Linked DNA regions of Homo sapiens: region 1 is linked to region 2. Evidence: chromatin loops called from intact Hi-C (ENCODE). Cell type or tissue: PC-3. All regions are shown on one strand. Links, peaks and the distances in the headings refer to the core of each region. The heading gives the core; the rest is flanking DNA. Region 1 overlaps DLG2 (discs large MAGUK scaffold protein 2). Region 2 has its middle 52 kb from the start of FAM181B.

The links. Peaks named below come from ENCODE experiments on the same cell type or tissue, not always from the same donor. Only the 100,000 strongest peaks of a DNase experiment are listed, where the experiment ranks them.
Region 1: a loop joins it to region 2, with 9 times the contacts of the local background. A loop is called at or near these places in 20 of 110 quality-filtered maps.

The regions. Positions count from the first base shown.
Region 1 is chr11:83,815,239-83,824,668 of GRCh38, reverse strand. All of the region lies in intron 17 of DLG2 (discs large MAGUK scaffold protein 2), which reads left to right. It also overlaps the pseudogene LDHAL6DP. Among named protein-coding and RNA genes, the nearest start is that of DLG2-AS2, 180 kb to the right of the region's middle. In PC-3, for the core only: CTCF peaks have their summits at 4,522 (motif pointing right), 7,684 and 7,895 (motif pointing right); DNase peaks (open chromatin) are centred at 4,538 and 6,118; H3K27me3 peaks cover 1,358 bases.
Region 2 is chr11:82,677,224-82,686,653 of GRCh38, reverse strand. No RefSeq gene overlaps it. Among named protein-coding and RNA genes, the nearest start is that of FAM181B, 52 kb to the left of the region's middle. RefSeq lists an enhancer at 4,133-4,427 and silencers at 4,133-4,427, 6,120-6,320. In PC-3, for the core only: a CTCF peak has its summit at 4,255 (motif pointing left); DNase peaks (open chromatin) are centred at 3,973, 4,233 and 6,193; H3K4me3 peaks cover 368 bases; H3K27ac peaks cover 1,426 bases; H3K27me3 peaks cover 670 bases.

The sequences.
Region 1 (9,430 bases), core at 1,062-9,061, 1.1 Mb before region 2:
TCTGAGAAGTCCTGCAGCAAATTTTTTAAATGCTGATAAAGTGTTTTTTAACATTATTTAACAAAATAACTTTTTTAGTCTTTGGATATAAATTACTATCAAGTGAAACATATTTTTTGAAAATTCTGTCATAATCTCCAGAAAACCTCTTGCAAGTATTTTATTTGACGGAAGTAAATTTTCACCTTAAAATCTTGTTTGCAGAGCTCAGAGACATTCACAAAGTACCAAAAGCTACTAGACACTAAGGATGCAACGTGAAAAAAATCATTGTGTCCTCAGTGAACATGTAGCCTCATGAAGGGAGACAGACAAATAAATAGATTATTTCCAATATAACATGGAAATGCTAACGGTAAGTTCCAGGGACCACATGGGCGTAAAGAAGAGACCATCCTTAGCTCAGCCTGGGGAAGTAAGAAGGATTCTGGAGGGGAAACTTCCCAACAAAGAGGGCCCCTAGAAAGCAAAACCAGTAGAGAATTGGAGATAAAATGCCTAACCTTTATTGAATATATGCTCAGCACAAAGCATTTTGCTGGATACTGCGCTGTGATTTCACTGAATTGTCCTAACAACCTTGTTGGATTGAAGGCTCAGAGAAATTAAATAATTTGTCCAAGATCACACAGATAATCAGTAATGATGGTGGTATTTGGAATACTGTTGCTTCTGATTTCAAAGCTATGCTCTTTCTGCGATGCAGGCCTTCACCAAAGAATTGAATTTGGCAGTTTACTTATGTCTGAGGCAGTCCATACTCAAAGTCTAGTTAATGAAAAAAGCATAAATGCCTAAAAAAAGAGCATTTAAAAGGAGACATATGAGTCACCACAGGAAGCCATTGTATACGAAGGCTGTAAGATTGAGGCACTTAGAAGCAACGTTCAGATCCTTTGAAGCTTCCCTTGAGGATGAAACTGTGTTTTATTCATCTCTGCTCCCTTGTTGATTAACTTAGAACGGAGCTACTGAGCAAATGTTTAATGAACGAATGAATGAATGAATGAATGAATGAATGACTCATCTTTGCCCACTTCTCTGAAGGCAGTTGGAAATCCTAGGACCCCTCTCAGTTTTATTCATCTCGCGCTCTGGCCAATTAATCCCTTCTGTCCTGAAGATTCAGAATACATTAAAGCTTTTAGATTTCTGGCCAATGGAATATATTTCCAATTCAGACAGATCATTTCCTAATTGACTAAGAGGAATTCCTATAGATCAGAAAAATGTTAATTAACTATTCTATTACATATTAAATGCTAAATACTTGATGATCATTTAAAATATGTTTATGACATATTCTCTTCTTCCAAAAAATTTGGGTAGCAAGGACTTCCTATACAAGTTTCAAAGTGTCTTCTCTATGTAAACATCTAAACTGTGGTATAACAGCTGATCACAGATAAAGGGGAAATCGTGCAAAGAGTTCTCAAGTTTTAAAGAAGGAGTGATCATCGACTTGATCATCCCTCCTGAAATCTCTTTTGAGTCAAAAAGTGGACTGATTTTTAGTCCAATTTGTTTGGGCCTCAGAATAACCTATTTTATTAGCTAATCTCTAATAACCCTTAGATTTGCATTACCATATATATGTATAAAGTATCTCACTGTGATTATCTCATTTGATCCTCATAGGGTACCTTCAGGATAGGTAGGAAAGTGATCATGCTGCTGTTTTATTCAAGAAGAAACTGAAGGGTTCAACAGTTTTCTAACTCAAAGCCTGTTTGACTCTAGGTATAGGCCTCCTTCTTTCATGACAAGCTCCCTTACCTCTAACGCTAACTACTCTAGGAATATACCTGATGGGAGCTTGATTGGTGAATTTACCTCCTGGAGTTCTTGACTCCAGACAACAGACGTCAGTTCCAGGTAACTTATATGAAAAAAAAGAATTTATTGGAGAAATAACAGATAGTCTACAAGCTCTTCAGGAAGCCTGAGGAACCAGGCTCAGAGGCCAAGGAGGAAATCCTCCTACTAAGGGTGCTGGGCTGTCACCACTGGCCACTTATAGCCAAACCACACTGCCATGAAAAATCTCTGTTTCTCCATGCACCTTACACGTTAGTGTGGGGATGCTAAATTCCCAACTGGAACATCTGCTTGACTTGCCCTGTTGTAGCTGCTGAGGGGTGGGAAAAGGGAATAGCTGCCCCCTCCAGCTTCTCTAATGGGGGTAAGGCTGTGCCTCCTTCCTGTCTTGAATTGTCCCCAAATAAGAAGCATATCTGAACACTGGGTAGATAAATGATAAATGACCATCGGGGATTATTTGGCTCACTGAGCTCTATTTGAGGAATGTTTTAGGTCTAGTATCTTAAGGATCATAAGTGCTTCTTAAACAATAGAAATTATTTCAGAGAGAAGCCTCTAGTGGGAGGAGCCTAGGCCTGAGAGAATAAAAGGAGAAGAATTGAAGACAAAGGATGAGAGACATATTGTGTGCTTCCTACCTAGTAAGAACTTCAAATGGTTTGATTACTATTATCTTGCAGGTCAAAGTTCTGAGATTCTGAGAGGTTAAATAATTTGGTTAAGACCAGACTGTAGTAAAAGGACTGGACTCTAGGTCTGCCCAGCTTCAAAGTCAGTATTTTTTTCATCTTTCACACCAACTCCATAGATTCTATCAACTTTGATCATGTTACTCCTCCACTTAATATCTTTCGACAAGTTCCTCCTGCCTTTCCATCCAAATTCCCTCTTTTAATGACAAGGAGAAGAGTTATCTCCTTTGAGTTTGCTCTAGAGAGGAATGCAATAGAATGGGAACTTGAGGGTAGAGTTTGTTTTTTGTAACAGTGTTTATATGTTGATGGAAATGATTCAGTAGAGAGAAGGAAATTGGTGATTTATTTAGCAATTCATATACATGTATATTAAGTGGAAGAAGTGGAAAACACTTTGGCTGTATGGCTGTGACTCTTATTTGTTAATTATTTGATTTATTGAATATCTCTTATTGATTTATTTTGTTTATTGCTGTATTCGAAGAGTTTTGAAAAGTATCTGGCACTTTATAAGTGTTCAATAATGAAAACATGACTGTCAAATATTATTCTAGTGTTTATAGGAAATAGAGAGGTATATCAGACATTGTTCTCACCTTCAGGGGCTGATAGCTTAGTGGAGACATAAGATATGAACATGGTCGTAATGCATGGCAGATTGATAAAAAGAAACAACTACTATGACTTATTCTTCTCACGCTGACATTATTTAAAATCCATTCATCTAAAAAAAATCCATAATAAGTTTCTTAATTCCAAGTATCATCTTATCTTCTTCATCATCACCATCACCACTTCTGACACCATTCACTCCACCACATGCAATGACCGCTCTCAACAGCTGACATAAGTGGAGAGTCGATGAGCGTCCTCTAACAGCAAATTGCTCATACATGAGCTGCTTCTCTCTTTCAAATTCCCAAGGGCAGCATTGGCCCTTTCTCTGCTCAGGTTCTGAACAACTGCAGAGCTTGAAGCAGCAGATATCATGAGTTATGAGATGTGAACTTTCCAGCTAGTATGGAGGTCAGTAAGCATAAGCGTTATGTCTGCATCATCATTGCATCCCAGAACCTAACCCAGTGCTAGGCACACACAGGTGTTCATAGGTGATGAATAAATTAGATGAAAGAACTTGAAGTCTTCGCTAATGGGAAAGGAAAGCTTTTGGAGATTTTGTTCTAAGTTTTTTCCCTGAAATTCTCAGAAGATTCTTTTTTAAGTTGTCTGTGACATCTATGAGCCAACCTATTGCCTGGTTTTCCAGTTTAAGTGTCGGTTGGTTGGAAGAGAGAAATCCTGGATGAATAACTTACCAGAGAATAACTAAATATGGATCAGTAGATAGGATCCCAGGGGTAGCATTTTTCACTGGAAAAAGCTGTTCCTATACTACATATTTGCTGTGCTTTTCAAATGTCGGGGCTCACTTGCTCATCAGTGAATCAGTAAAAAAGGAAATATTCCCTTCCTCAGTTGTCAGGCCCACAGTATTTTCTGCCCCAGGAACAACTATCTCCAGGGAATATTTTCATTTGAAACATCCATTTTCTTGCCCTGAAAGCCATAAAAGATGAGACAAATCACTCTGAAAGCAGGTACCAAGGTCTGGACTTTTCAGCCTGAACCATAGTTTACCTTGTTACATATGAAATGCTTAGGTATCGTCATTCTAATAATGTGGCTGATAGCATTGATAATAATTGGTTGTTTCTGAATAGTACTTTTGATTTATGGAGCAATTTAAAATTTTTATTCTTATGGCAACCTTGAGACAGGCAGGGGATGGTATTATTATAATAACAACTTTTTATGAAGAAACCAAGCCTCAGAGATGCTTAGTAGAGAATACAAAGTGATAATGTTAGATGGAAACCTGACTATTTAGCTGCTCTTTTCTTATACTTTTTTTCAGTTATTTTCATAAACTGGCCTATGAACCTATTGTTCCCGTAAGACAATAAATAATATGTAGTGACTGGGATTATTTCCTAAAAATCCACAAGATGGCAGTAAAAGATTTTGCATTGAACTGGAGACACTAGTGGAATGTGGCCTTTTGCCCAGTTTTCATACTAGTGATTGTATTTGATCACAGTATTAAAACTGGTTATCATAATGATAGCTTTTTAAAATATAACTCAATGAATTCAAGTGGAATTCAAACCTGAAAGTAACATTTGTGACTTTGTTTATTATTATTATTATTATTGTGAGGGTCCTGTATTTAAACATAAGAAACCACTAGGAATCAGCTGGGAGCTCTGATAGCCAAGATTTCTTGAGAAAGCTCAAAATGAGAAATGTTACTCCTTCTTCAACGTTGGACTGACCTATAATTCTCCTGCTTGAAGGGGAGAAATAGAGGGGTCAGGAAAAGGTCAATAGTTAATCTTCCTTATAATTTGATTTCTTGTTATTTCTCTATGTTCAGAATCTTTCCTGGAGGGAAACTTTCCTGATGGACCAATGTTGCTGTAAAACATATTCCAGGAACATTTATTGCCTATATCTCTCAGGTTTTGTGTGTAACATAAACTATACTAAGCTATGGGTAGTTTTTCATGTACTTTTATTATTCTACTCTCAGATTTATGATAGAATTAAGAAGAATGAAGACTATATTTTTCTTTTCTTTTTCTTTTCTTTTTCTTTTCTTCTTTTTTTTTTTTTTTTTTTTTTTGAGATAGAGTCTTGCTCTGTCTCCCAGGCTGGAGTATAGTGGCATGATCTTGGATCACTGCAACCTCAGCCTCCCAGGTCCAAGCAATTCTCCTGCCTCAGCCTCCCAGTTAGCTGGGGTTACAGGCATGTACCACAATGCCCAGCTAGTTTTTGTATTTTCAGTAGAGATGGGGTTTCACCATGTTGGCCAGGCTGGTCTCGAACTCCTGACCTCAGGTGATCCACCTGCCTCAGCCTCCCAAAGTGCTGGGATTACAGGTGTGAGCCACTACACCTGGCCTACATTTTTCTTTCATTTGGCGGAGGGTCTGCCTCCATGCTGAGCGGGAACTCCCTTTGTTGATGGGGCTCGTGATCATCATCAGGCACATATAGACCTGAGTCAGTAGACTCTGTAATTGAGAACATCAGAAAAAATCACACTGTTTCTGTTTCTAACATAAAGGCAAGCAAGTGTTCCTTAGCATCTCCTTTGTGTGTAGCAGACAGGACTTATGCCTCAAAAAGATGGCAGTGGATTTGCATAAACATGTAAAAACTTAAAAATGAACGTCAGGTATCTCTGGTTTTAAAGTCCTTTGGGCAGTCTCTTATGCTACCCAAATTTATCTTTCCCCTTTTCCTGACTTTTCTTCTCTAATGTCTTTTTACGTTCATATTCATAGTCATTTCTTATGACAAAGAGTACAACCTTAATTTTTGCTTGCTTGTCAGAGATTCTCTTTTCACCTTGGGTGGCTCACCATCTTTCCCTGAAGGAAAAAATATATATAGCTTTCATACCCTTACTAACATAGATTTAAACCTCCTGTCAGGAAATAAGATATTCCACTCCATTCCTCTGTTTATTCATGTATCCTCTCATCCCTGTCTACAACGAACTTGATAGGGGCTTCTGTGTTTATGTCACCTTGCTATGTGGAATGTAATGATGACTAAGCCATGTGTCATGTCCTTGGGATGCTTATAGTCTAACAGAAGTAATAAGCAGGTCCACCCCGAATTATACTATAAGAAAAGTACAGTGAGGCAAGGGAGTTCCATAGAAAAGGCAAAACCTCACCAGGTATTCTGAGGAGGATTCATGTTTTCCTTGGTAATGGAAAGACCTTCCCAGATCCTCACTGCAAGTCTAAGATAAACGATTTTTTCATCAGGCCACAAAGGAAGAACATGAAGTCCAATGCAGAAGTTTTGAAAAGCAGGAGTGCTCAAGAATTATCAACAGCCCAGACCAACAAGACACCAGATGCAGGAGACTATTTGGCCTCTGAATAAACGGGATGAGGAGTTTAAGCACTGGGCTAGGCTAGGAAAAGCAAATAGCTCCCAGGAGCAACAATTCAGTTACTCAGGACAACCTGAACAAACTCCTGATCTTCTCACTCCTCTGTAAAGTGAAAAGACGGAGACTCAGGATCTTTAAAGGCCCTTCCAGCTCCAATATGCTAGGAATGTATGTGTTTGAGAGAACTTTGTGTGATAAAAAGGATGCACTGAAGGGTTTTTGAACAATTAATTTTTTATTAGTTATGACTAAACGTATGTTAGTTATGAATAAAGACTTCCCTTTATTTTATTTATTTATTTTTTAATTAGAGACAGGGTCTCACTGCTGCTAGATTGTGCAGTAGCACAATCATAGCTCACTAAACCTTTGAGCTCCTGGGCTCACGCAATCCTCTCACCTCAACTTCTCAAATAGCTAGGACTATGAACATGCATCACCATACACAGCTAATTTTTAAAATATTTCTAAGATACTGGGTCTCACCATGTTGCCCAGGCTGTTTTTCAACTCTTGGCCTCAAGCAGTCCTCCCACCTCAGCCTCTCAAAGCACTGGGATCACAGGTGTGAACCACCTCACCCAGCCTAAGACTTCCCTTTAAATAATAAAAGTTTTAAAATCAGAAATTAAAATTAAAGGCATACATTCATACTTTTTTCAGAGTCCATTGGTTATAACTTAACCATCCAAATAAAGTCTCAATTCCTCGATATAGCTTCTCTTAACTTGTCCAGCCATATCTCTAAAAGTCAGTCTTTTCTCTGTCATGTAACTATATCTGACATTGTATCCTCTCCTGAAAACTTTCCCCACCCCACCTTCTTCTGAATAACTCTTCTATTCTATTCATCCTTCAAATCTTAGATTGTTATATTCTCTAAATGCCTTCTCTTGCCATTCCCACTTCACCTTCCAAAAACACACAGAAGCACCTCCAAGTTAGGTACCCCTCTTAATGTGCTTTGTATATCCCATACTCTTCCTATGACAGCACTTACCATGTTAATTTTTAAAGACATGTTTAGTACTCCATTTTCCTTACTCTATTGTAAGCCAGGACAATGCTTGTCTTGTTTACCTGACATATAATATATCTTATAAATATATAATGAATGAATGAAGCTAGATTACTATTTTAAGTCAGTAGATTCTGAGTAAAGATCTAGTAAAATAAATGCATGGCCAACAATGCATGGGCAGTATACACCTGTATTGCGCAGGACACAATGTTAGGTACTGTCCCTATAGGCTGATTATTTAAAGGTTTCCAGCTGACAGGAATGTGTGTAACCTAACCAAACTTGAAGAATATTTATAAGATATTGTGTCTGACATCTCAAAAATCAAAATGAGAAACAAACAAAATGTAGTTATATCTTTTGTATAGCAACCACTAGAGGGCAATGAAAGCAAACGTTGAACATCCTTTGGGGGAAAGGAATTGTAAAATGTTTTCTGATTGAAATCTGGGCATATAATCTTATGTTTGGGATAGTTATAGGACCTGTAGGCTGTGGTTTCTGTGATTATGGGTTTAGTAGTTATAATTACCTTTCTAGTGTGGAATTCAAACCTAGATTCTCTGTGATAATAACATCACCTTACACTGCATGTATTATCTCATATGAACCTCCTGTAGCACTACCAGGGAATATACTATTTTCCCATTTTCCAGTGAAAAAAAACTGAGGTTCAGAGGCATTAAGCTAGTAAGTAGCCATAAGGTAGCAAAATATTGACACAAATCCTATAAATACTTATTAACTACTTACATTTACCAGGCATACAAAATTCTCTGCTAAGACAGACAGTCTGGGAAAATACAGGTTCCAAAATTAATTGTACCAGTTTAGAATGGAGACATATGGCAACAGCTCCTTAAAAGAAGATCTTGTGGTTTTAGGTAGCCATCTGATGATGCTGCCAATAGGCTAATAGGCTGGAGCCTATTTACGGAAATGTAGTCCTGGAATGTGGGAAGGAGACATCCTTCTGTCTCCACACTGGTTAGACTCTATCTAAGCTATATGTTCCACTCTAGTTGCTGCATTTTTATAAAGATATCAAGAAGCCACAGAATAGGATTAAGGTTCCTGGACATGATATATTAGAGGGTGAAGGGCAAAGTGAAATGTCCCAAAGAAGGAGAGAGAAAGAGAGGGAATTAGACACAGTGATGCTTAAGCTATAGGCTCAGGAGCCAGAGTGGGTCCGACTTGGCATACCTACTAAAAACAGGAAATGAGTAATTCCAGAGATCTGGGTTGGCCTCTTATCCATGTCAGATATTGAAGAGAATACTTGTTTGTATTCTCCAGGATTCACACAGAGCTAAAGAAGAAGCCTTTTTACTGCTTTAATCTGAGCAGACATCAGAAGCACTTTCCAGAGGCCCCCATGAGGCCTGTGTGCAGGGAGCTAAGCATGGCCTTGCTTGGTAACTGCAATAGCTGAAGTAAAGTGAAAGGCACTGAACATTCAAACAGGTTCTTTCGGCTTGCCCCAGCAAGCTCAACCTGCAGCTTGCCCACCACTTTCTTCCATTCTCTGCTCCATCCACCTCTTGTGTGTGTATCCCCAAGGTGGGCTGCAGGAGTTCTGTGGTCCAGCTGGAGCGTAGGCACTATGGGAGTAAATTTTCTTGGCCCCAGGATAAATCTGTGTCACCAACAGAGAACGCACATCACAGGGTCAGCTGGCCCTTAACCAACCTTCCCACCTCTGGTTACGTGATGGTAACTATCCAGAATGAATTTATTGAGAATTTTGCTTCAGAGGAGGTTATTCACCACAGTAAGGTCTCCATTATAAGAACTGGATCAGTTAGCATGGCCCGTGCAATCACCATGTTATTAAAAGACTTGAGGGATGAAGTTGCCTTTGTAGCTGTTGATAATGGTGAATTGAAGGGTGTGAGACAATGGATCTTAAACATGGCA
Region 2 (9,430 bases), core at 494-8,493:
CTTACAAATCAATAGTTGTTATTTTAATGCTCTCTTCCACACTTTGCTTGTATGCATATGGTATTTTTGCATGGCATAGACATTTTTCTTTCTAAATTTAGTATACTGTGAACTTTTTATCTTTATCTAGTGTTTAGAAATATTATATTTTACAAGTTACGTAACATACCATCTGGTTGATATACCACTGTTCATTTAACAATTCCCCTATTGTTGGTTTGTAGGTTATTTTCAGCGTTTCACTGTTTAAATGGCATTGTAATGAATGTCTTTGTAGCTTTTCCTTTAGGCATTTCCCCTCTTCCTATAACAATTCTCAAGAGTGATACTACTAGATTCAAAAAAGTCTTTTATGACTCAATAAATATGGTTCCTTTTTTGCTCCTCTTTATGGCCTTAGGTGATTTTATCAAGTAGCTAATATATATTTTATAGATGGGAAATTAGAAAACAATTGATCACTATTCCTTGCTTGTTAATTTTCTCATCAAGACACCAATCTATGATACCTGCATTCCTCAGATGATACCGTTGGAATTGTTTTATTCAGTGGGAATTTACTCAGTAAATAAGGAGGTTTCTTTTTTCAGAGATACTATTGTCTGAATGTTTGTGTCCTATGAAAATTCAGATGTTGAAATCCTGATGCCCAAGGTGATGGTATTAGGAGGCCTTTGGGAGGTAATTAGGTCATGAGTGACGAGTCCTCATGACTGGGATTAATACCCTTATAAAAGATTTGCCAGAGAGCTAGCTAGGACCTTCAATCATATGAGAATAAAGTGAGAAGGCATTGCTGTCTATGAAACAAGAGATGGCTCTCGTCAGACACCAAATTGCTGGTGCCTTGGTCTGGGACTTTCTAATCCCCAGAACTATAAGAAATAAATTTCCTTTGTTTATAAGCTAACCACTCTATGATATTTTGTTGTAATGGCCCAGACTACAAAAATACTATGTTAGGCAGGGCACGGTGGCTCATGCTTATAATCCCAGCACTTTGGGAGGCTGAGATGAGCAGATCACTTGAGGTCAGGAGTTCAAGACCAGCCTGGCCATCATCGTGAAACCCCATTTCTACTAAAAATACAAAAATTAGCCAGATATGGTGGTGTGTGCCTGTAGTCCCAGTTACTCCTGAGGCTGAGGCAGGAGAATTGCTTGAACCTAGGAGGCAGAGGTTGCAGTGAGCAGAGATCACGCCACTAAACTCCAGTTTGGGTGACAGAGCGAGACTCTGTCTCAAAAATAAATAAACAAAAATACTACGTTGTCTTCCTTCAGACATCCAAAGTTTGGTTTAGAGTCCCTTTAGTCAGCCTTTGCTTGGGAAGAGGGCTAGACTTGGAGTCAGAAAACTTGGATTTAAATCTTAGCTATGCTATTTATTAAAAACATTTTGTAAAATTCTTCATGTACCAAGGTATATTAGTTCATTCTCATACTGCTATAAAGATATTACCTCGAGATTGGGTAATTTATGAAGAAAAGAAGTTTAATTGACTCACAGTTCTGCATGGCTGGGAGGCCTCAGGAAACTTACAATCATGGTGGAAGGTGAAGGGGAAGCAAGCCATGTCTTACATGGTAGCAGGAGAAAGAGGGAGAGAGAGAGAGAAGAGGGAAGCTCCGGACAGTTATCAAACGATCACATCTTATGAGAACTTATTATCATGAGAATAGCAAGGGAGAAATTCGCCCTCATGATCCAATCACCTCCCACCAGGTCCCTCCCTCCACATACAGGGATTGCAATTGGAGAGGAGATTTGGCTGGGGACACAGAGCCAAACCATATCAAAAGGTGTTGTTATCGTTTTACTGTGGAGAAAGAAGCAAAAATCGAATGCTCCAAAATTGACTCTCAAATTCCCTAAGTGTCTTCCAAGTGTTTAAATCTCTGCTTTGGCTTTTGTGCCTAACTCACTAGAAAGGTGTATCTTGTGGTGTATGTGAGATTGTGTGTCTTCTATTGAGTTGATTGTATACAGTGGAAAAAATAGACCTGGATTTGACTCTAGTTCCATTATTTACAAACTGGATGAAAGAGGGGGAAATTTGCCCACCTCTCTGAAATGGGGATAATAACAGGATTAAGGGAGGAAATAAATGAGACAGTATATGTCAAATATCTAGTGGAGTGCTTGGCATTCAGGCACCAGTAGTGTTAGTTCTTCTGTCTGTTCCGCCTCAATGCTTTAAGAGATGTTAACAGGTATTTTCACAGAAGATTCAAGGCAGTAAGATTTTATCATCGTATCAATGTGTTTTAGTTTGGTTTCTATAAAATATTTAGGTGTTTTAAGCAGAATTTTCTTATTTCAAGGGCATATTGAATTATTTCTGGAGATAGGCTGGCTTGGTTGGCTATTTTCAGCAAGTGATAGCCAACATTTAAGCTATTTATTTCAGTATATTTGCTATACGCTGTGTCTTTCCTGTTGGTCCAGATAGAATGGATTTATTTTCAAGTCGAGATGAATGCTTAAGTCCAGGGCTCAGAGTTTGGATGCAGAAGTGTAGGCAATGGTAGTTTAAGAACATAAATACTGCCACAACTTGTCCATGAGATGGAAAGTAATAACTTCCCTCATCCACTGCAATCCTATCTAAAAAAAATCTTTGTTTTACTATCGAAAAATATAACAATTCTTTCCATTTCTGTATCACACTACACTTTGATATAATATGTTCACATGGATTACCTTAGCCAAATCTTACTCCCCTGAGGGATTCAGATTCAAAAAGCGTTTATTAATAAACACCCACTATGTGTTAAATTTGGTTATGAGGCACTTTCACACAACTTTTTTATGTAGTCTTCACTTTCAGCACTTAATGAAGGAAAAGTAATTGGAAAGCAGAACTTTTGAGAACTGGTACTCAAACCCAGATCTTAAATTCCCAGTCGAGTTGGTGCCTTTTTTCCAATAATCTTGTTCCTCAAAGAGATGATGTGATGCTGTAGAAAGAGCACCAGCTTGCATCAGGGGACTGGGGTTCTAATTTCAGTGAATGGCTCATGGTGGGCTTTTGGGGAGTCATGCACCCTCTTGGAGCTAATGAGGCATGATGACCTCTTTGGTCTCTCTGTGCCCTGACAGTTCATGTGTCTATGGAATACACTTTTATAATGGGAATAATACAGGGAATATTAATAAATTATTTTAGGCAGATAGGGAGGGTAAGGAGTCCTTGGTAAGACTTTTCCTTTTAAAATAAACAGCTCCTGAAACATTTCTTTTCTAATAGAAGAGCGGCTTGAAAAGTCAGGCCAGCAAGCTTTGATATGCAAATGCCAGCAATTAGAAGTTGGGTTCATCCAGTATGGTGATTCCCACCCTCTTCTCCTTGTCACCATGTGTGCCAGGTGTCATGGCCACCTCCAGATGACTCCATGTGTGCATGACATCATGGCAACCTGCATTGGCCTGTTAAAAGGCCAGAGTGGGAGGGCCAGGTTTCTCGCAGGCTACGTGAATGACACATCTGGTCAAACCAATCCCCTGGGCCCTATGCAAATCAGACACTGCCTCCTGCAGCCTCCCAATGTAACCGACTACTTTTCCACCGCACACAGGGTTTTTCTCCATTTGGAGCCCACCCCCCACTTCCCATACAGGGGGAGACTTTCTTCTTCTTTCTTGCCCATTAAACTTTCTGCTCCTTAAAAACCACTCCATGTGTGTCCATGTTGTTTATCTAACTGGCACAAGACAAAGGACCCTGGTGTTTCTCCATTCATTGGAGCCATATCATTTTGGTGCATTGGCCGGAAATCCAAGGTACAACATTCATTGGAGTGGTGAGTATGGAGTGAACCTCAACCTCAAATCTGTCTTTTAATCTCCAGGCTCTCTTCCAGCTATCCTGTCACCAGATTTTCATTTCTTTTCTACCTGTGACCACTATATCTATTCTCTCTGTGTATGCCATGTGCAGGAATTTTTACAGTCCAGGGAAACAGGTCTGTCAGGAAAGATCAGCAAATGTGGCAGGCAGCATAAACGTCTCTCTCTCTCTTCCTCTCTTTCTCTCTCTCTCTCTGTCTCAGGAATTTTTACAGTCCAGGGAATCAGGTCTGTCAGGAAAGATCAGCAAATGTGGCAGGCCATATAAACGTTCTCTCTCTCTCTCTCTCTCTGTCTCTCTCTCCCCACCCCGCCCCCAATCCTCTCTCTCTCTTCTCTCTCCTTTCTCTCTCTCCTCTCACTCTCCTCTCTCGTCTGGCAAACACATGGTATTTCTAACCCAACAGTGCCACCTAGTGGAAATAGAAATCCTTTTCATAAGACACATTGCTGGTGCTTTGCAGCACATTGTAGTTTCACAACTTTTCCTCGTTGCACTTTTCTACTGGAAACTAGGCTTTATGCTACTTCTGTGAATGGGAGATCTCTGCCTTCAACAGTTAGGAGTTAAGTGTTTTCCATAGCCAAATTTTAGTTTTAATATTGTCCCATCAGCAGAAAAACAGCCGTTTGGTTCCTATGTTCTTTTAAGGCACCTGTTCTGTCTCCAATTAAGACAGTACTTAATTAGTAAGAGGATTTTAAGTCTGGAAGTTAACCAGAACCATTTTTCTAAGGGTAGATGCTTTAGCATGGGCCATAATAGCAGGCAATCTAGCAAATTTCCTCCATTAAAGGAACCTTGCTTTTATATAGTCTTTCCCAAGATCCATTTTTTGGAGGGAGGCACACAGGTCACATAAGTCTAGGAGGTCAAAGGAAAATAATAGTCAGAGGACTAGGACTACTTGGGTAAGTGTATCTAGGCCTCAAAAGTCTAGTTCCTCTGGTGTCATGGCTTGGAGGGTCATGCCTGTAGCCATGGGTGGCACATTTAACAGGGTGCTGGGACCCAGGAACCAGAGAGGGAAAATAGTTGGGGGGATGCTCCCACTGTTTTCTTCTCCACCCTGGGTCACATATGGAAGGGAAGGAGACTAAAGGGACGCCTTCTCCCACTTCTCTTTCTAGATGGGTAACAGATTGTCTTCAGCATACACTCCCCTGGAGTGTATTTTAACGCACTGGCACTCTTTTGCCCCTGAGCCTTTTAAGAAAAAGTACCTTATATTCTGTTGCAGAAGGGCATGGCCTTCTTACCATGGCTTACCAAGGCTGGGGGGAACCTTGATTTTGAATATTATCCAACAGTTAGATCTTTTCTGCAGATGCAGGGGCAGATGGACTGAGGTCCCCTATGTACAGACTTTCTTTGCCCTGCAAGACAACCCAGACCTTTACAAGTTCTGTACAATCAACTCAGCTCTTTTAGTACCCATGGCAGGCAAGCCCACAGAGCTAAAGCAGATTCCAGAGGTGCAATCTGAGACTGCTACTGAATGTCTCAACCCTTCCAGTACCCCTCCAATCATACCGTCAGCTTCTCCAGCTCCAGCATCTCCAGTATTACCTACTCTCCCCTCTTCACTCTTACCTCTGCAGGAAATGCCTGATGGGAATGGTCCCATGAGGGTTCAAGTTCCCTTCTCATTACAGGACCTTAAGCAAATAAAGGGAGACTTAGGCCAATTTTCTGAAGACCCCGATACGTGTGTAGAAGCTTTCCACAATTTAACTCATGTCTGTGGTGTTTTTCCTTCTTTCATAGTTTCAAATGTCTCTTTTATAATATTCTTCCAACCTGGGAAAAGTTAATTTTCCAAACCTTAGAATGCTTGGCTTAGAGTTGAGCTAGGGAGAAGGGAAACCAGAAGCCTGACATGCTGGCAAAAGGGTAAACATTTTTTACCAGTCGGGCGTTTGGCTTCTCTCTTCCAGTGCAAACCAGTAAAAGGGATAATAAGGATTATTGTTTGTATTCTCTGTAAAGTTTTAATTAATGAAAAAGGATTTGTGAGGTTGGTCTTAAGCTGTAGCTAATCTGGTGTGCTTTGTGTGTCTTTCTGTATGGTTCTGTCAAAATAAAGGATACCTTAAATTAGAATGCAGGCCCAGGACCCCATAAGCGTACTGTTGAAGCCAGTCAAACAAATTTTCAGTTAACAAACATGGCTACAGGCCTCTGTCTTGTTTCATGTCTTTGGGAACATGACCTGTAACTATGTGGCAATACTTTGTTTTAGTCTCCATCATTTTACAGTGGTGGTTGTCTTCTTGTACTAAGTCAGTTCCTGGATGAGGGCCACAAAATCAGATAAGCCATTTTATTGGTCTGGGCGGTGCCAGCTAATCCATCAAGGGCAGGGTTTACAAAATATCTTAAGCACTGATCTTGACACCAGTTAAGGGAGGGTCAGAATCTTGTAGCCTCCAGCTGTGTGACTCTAATCTTGTAGCTAGTTTCTTGGTCTAGTCCCCAGGCAAGAGGGAAGTATATCTTAAGAAAGGGCTGTTATCATGTTTGTTTTAGACTATAAACTGTAAACCAGGCACCTCCCAAAGTTGGTTTGGTCTACGTCCAGGGATAGGCAAGGACAGCTTGGGGGCTGGAAACAAAATGGGGTTGGTTGAGTTGGAAGTCTTTCACTATCAGTCACAATTTTGCACTGATGGTTTCAAAAGCTGCCTGTCACCTCCTTTGAAAATATCTTGTACACTTATGGTTAAGTCATAACCTAATTAAGGCTTGTTGGTTTCACCTGTGAGGTTACTTTTCATGAAGTTCAAAAGCTGAAAACTTAACTGCTTGGCATGGCTAAAGTTGAATAATAAGGGATTTAAAGAGCACTCAGCTTAATTAAAAGTGAATATTCAAGTTATAGGTATATTTAAAAGGTCTTTATGTTTTTCTCTTCTTGGATCTTGTTTTTCTGGAAAAAGGTTTTTTTTTGGCCTCAGTTGACCAAATTATTTTTCTCCATTTTTTGTTTTGTCACTCTTAATGCATGCATGACAGGCCCTAAGATAACTTCTGGTAGCATGGGACTCCATGGGAAAACAGAAGAGCTGCCGCAGACCCCGTTTTGGGAAAAAAACCTCTGTTTTTCTCATGAAACCCCAGGAATTAAAAGCAGATAGTTCCCTCTCAAAATCAAAGGCTCTGTTCTTAAATTTGGGGATCTGTCTTTGCCTTTAGCAATGCTTGCTTATTAGGCCCTAAAATTGCATGCTATCTTGCCCCTGTTCCTCCAAGGGCTCCACCCTGAAGCCAGTAATCCAATTAAAAAAGTGGCAGATGAAAAATCTTACAAGTGCTGAATCTTCAGTTTGTTTGTGTCGCTATGTATGTGCTATGTATGTGTTATGTGTAATGTATATAGAAAGAGCTCAAATTAATTGGCTTAAAGAAAAATAAGCACTTAAATCAAATATTTTTTAGTTCACATGACTTTAATTTTTAAGCTGGTACAAAATTAAAATTGCTTACTAACCAGGTTTTTCACCAAAAGTAAAAGTTGCTAAGACTTAAGAGTGCAGCATGTATTTGAGATCATTAAACAGTTTTACATGCAAGGCATATAAAAACAGTGAAATGTGTTTTTTAGTAAAAGATTATAAGAAACATGGAAATGTAAATTTTGCCTAGGGATAAGGGATTATCTTAAATTTAATAAGATAAAGCCAAACGTTTAAGTAAGTTGTGGAAAGATTGTAAAAATTAATCTTACAAAAAATATATAAACATTAACTAAATTCAAAGGAGTATTATATGGTCTTTTCATAAATTGAGCATTAAAATAAAAGCACAAAAAAGGTTGTTCTAAGATGGTAATCTGCCTTTAGCAAAAGGGGTTATAGAGTTTGTAAAGATTTCACCACATGGTCAAATTGGTTAAGATTAGATGGAATTTAAATAAGGTTTTATTTAAACAAATCAGGGTTAACATTAATAAACTAATGCAAGGGTATAATTTGACTTTGAACAGGATTTTCACGTAATAGTAAAGGCTAATAAAAGGGTTTTTAAAAAAATCATTATTTTGGCAAAATAAATAATTTGTGGCAATTTGGAATTCTATTTCATAACATTAAGTGTTTTAAACGTCTAACATTTAACGGACATCTCAAAATCAAACTCCAAGTTTCAAAATTGTCTTTCCTGATGCCTGGATTTCTGGATGGTTCAGAGGGCCCCTGCAACATTCAGAAAAGAGATGAACTGAATTATTTAACATTTTTAATCACATGAGATTGCCAAAATAATGTCCAGTCTTCTTTAAGTTATATTTTGGTGAATACTACTAATATATTTTATAAAATTGTATGGGATTTCTAAAATTCTATTGTCTGAATATATGCTATCAATCATAATTGAGGGTAAAGTTATTGTAAGCTATGGAGATAACTAAACTTCTTTGTCGTCATGTTTTTGAGTGTAATTACCCTAGAAATTTTGTAATTTGCAAACAATTTTTGTCTTGGTTTGTTCCTTCTCAAAAGATGGTTTATAATCAAGATATATTAAGGACTTTAACAGGTGTTCTCAAATGCAGGTTTCCAATAGCTTTGAAGATTATAACATTGGAATAGAGAAATACATACAGGACTCACAAAGAACTGGCATGTTCATGAATATCAAGCAAAACAAGAGTTAACTGAATGGACTGCACTCAGAAAGTTAGAGCAACCTTCTGGACTTTTGCTTAAAACATTGGTGATCCTTGTTTTGTTTTTCAAAGTTGAGGAAACTTATTTTGAACTATTTATGGCCTTTAATAATTAAGTAAGGTATACTCCTGCAAACAAAATTTGGAGCATGTTTGTTTCTCTCTGCCTGGTTCCTCTAGAATTTGGAAACTATCTGTAAGTACTCTTAACCTATGACAATATAGTTGTTTGCATCAGTGCAATAAGAATCCATTTTTCTTTTTCAAGAGGACACAATTGGAAAAACTGGTTATTTTACCAAGGCTTTGATGGAATGGGTGTGTTTCCCTTTAAGGAATTAAAGCCTGACAGGCAGAGCCAGTAAAAGCCCTTTGGGGGGAGAACTGGCCTCATAACTGATCTACACAGTCCCTGCAAAGGGTTCCTAACTTGTGGTCAGTAAAGAATGTCACTTTCTAACAGGTCCAGGAGCTCAAAGTTTATCTTAGGACCTCAAGAGAAAAGGATCACCCAACTCACAGGTATTTGAGGGTACAAACCCATGGCTGGACTCAGCTTTAACAGGTCTTATCTGAGATTCCTTGTGGAACAGAGTTCCATCAAAGCCAACCCAAAAGGCCTATGTAGAAATAATTATTCTTGCTGTGCTTTATGAAAATAATCAGGCCAAGTATAAGACTAAAGTTTATTCTACAAACAACATGGTCCTATCATAATTTGTTTTTACCAACAATGAGGACTAGAGAGAGAAATTATGCATACATTAAATCCTAGTCTTATTAATTGTTTTTAAGCTTTTTACCTACATTTTAGACTAACCCTGCTTATTCCTGTGAATCAAGTGGTGATCTTCTGCAGCTTGGAAGAAACAAAGAGGAATGGGTAATGTAAAAATCTGGATCAGTAAGCTAG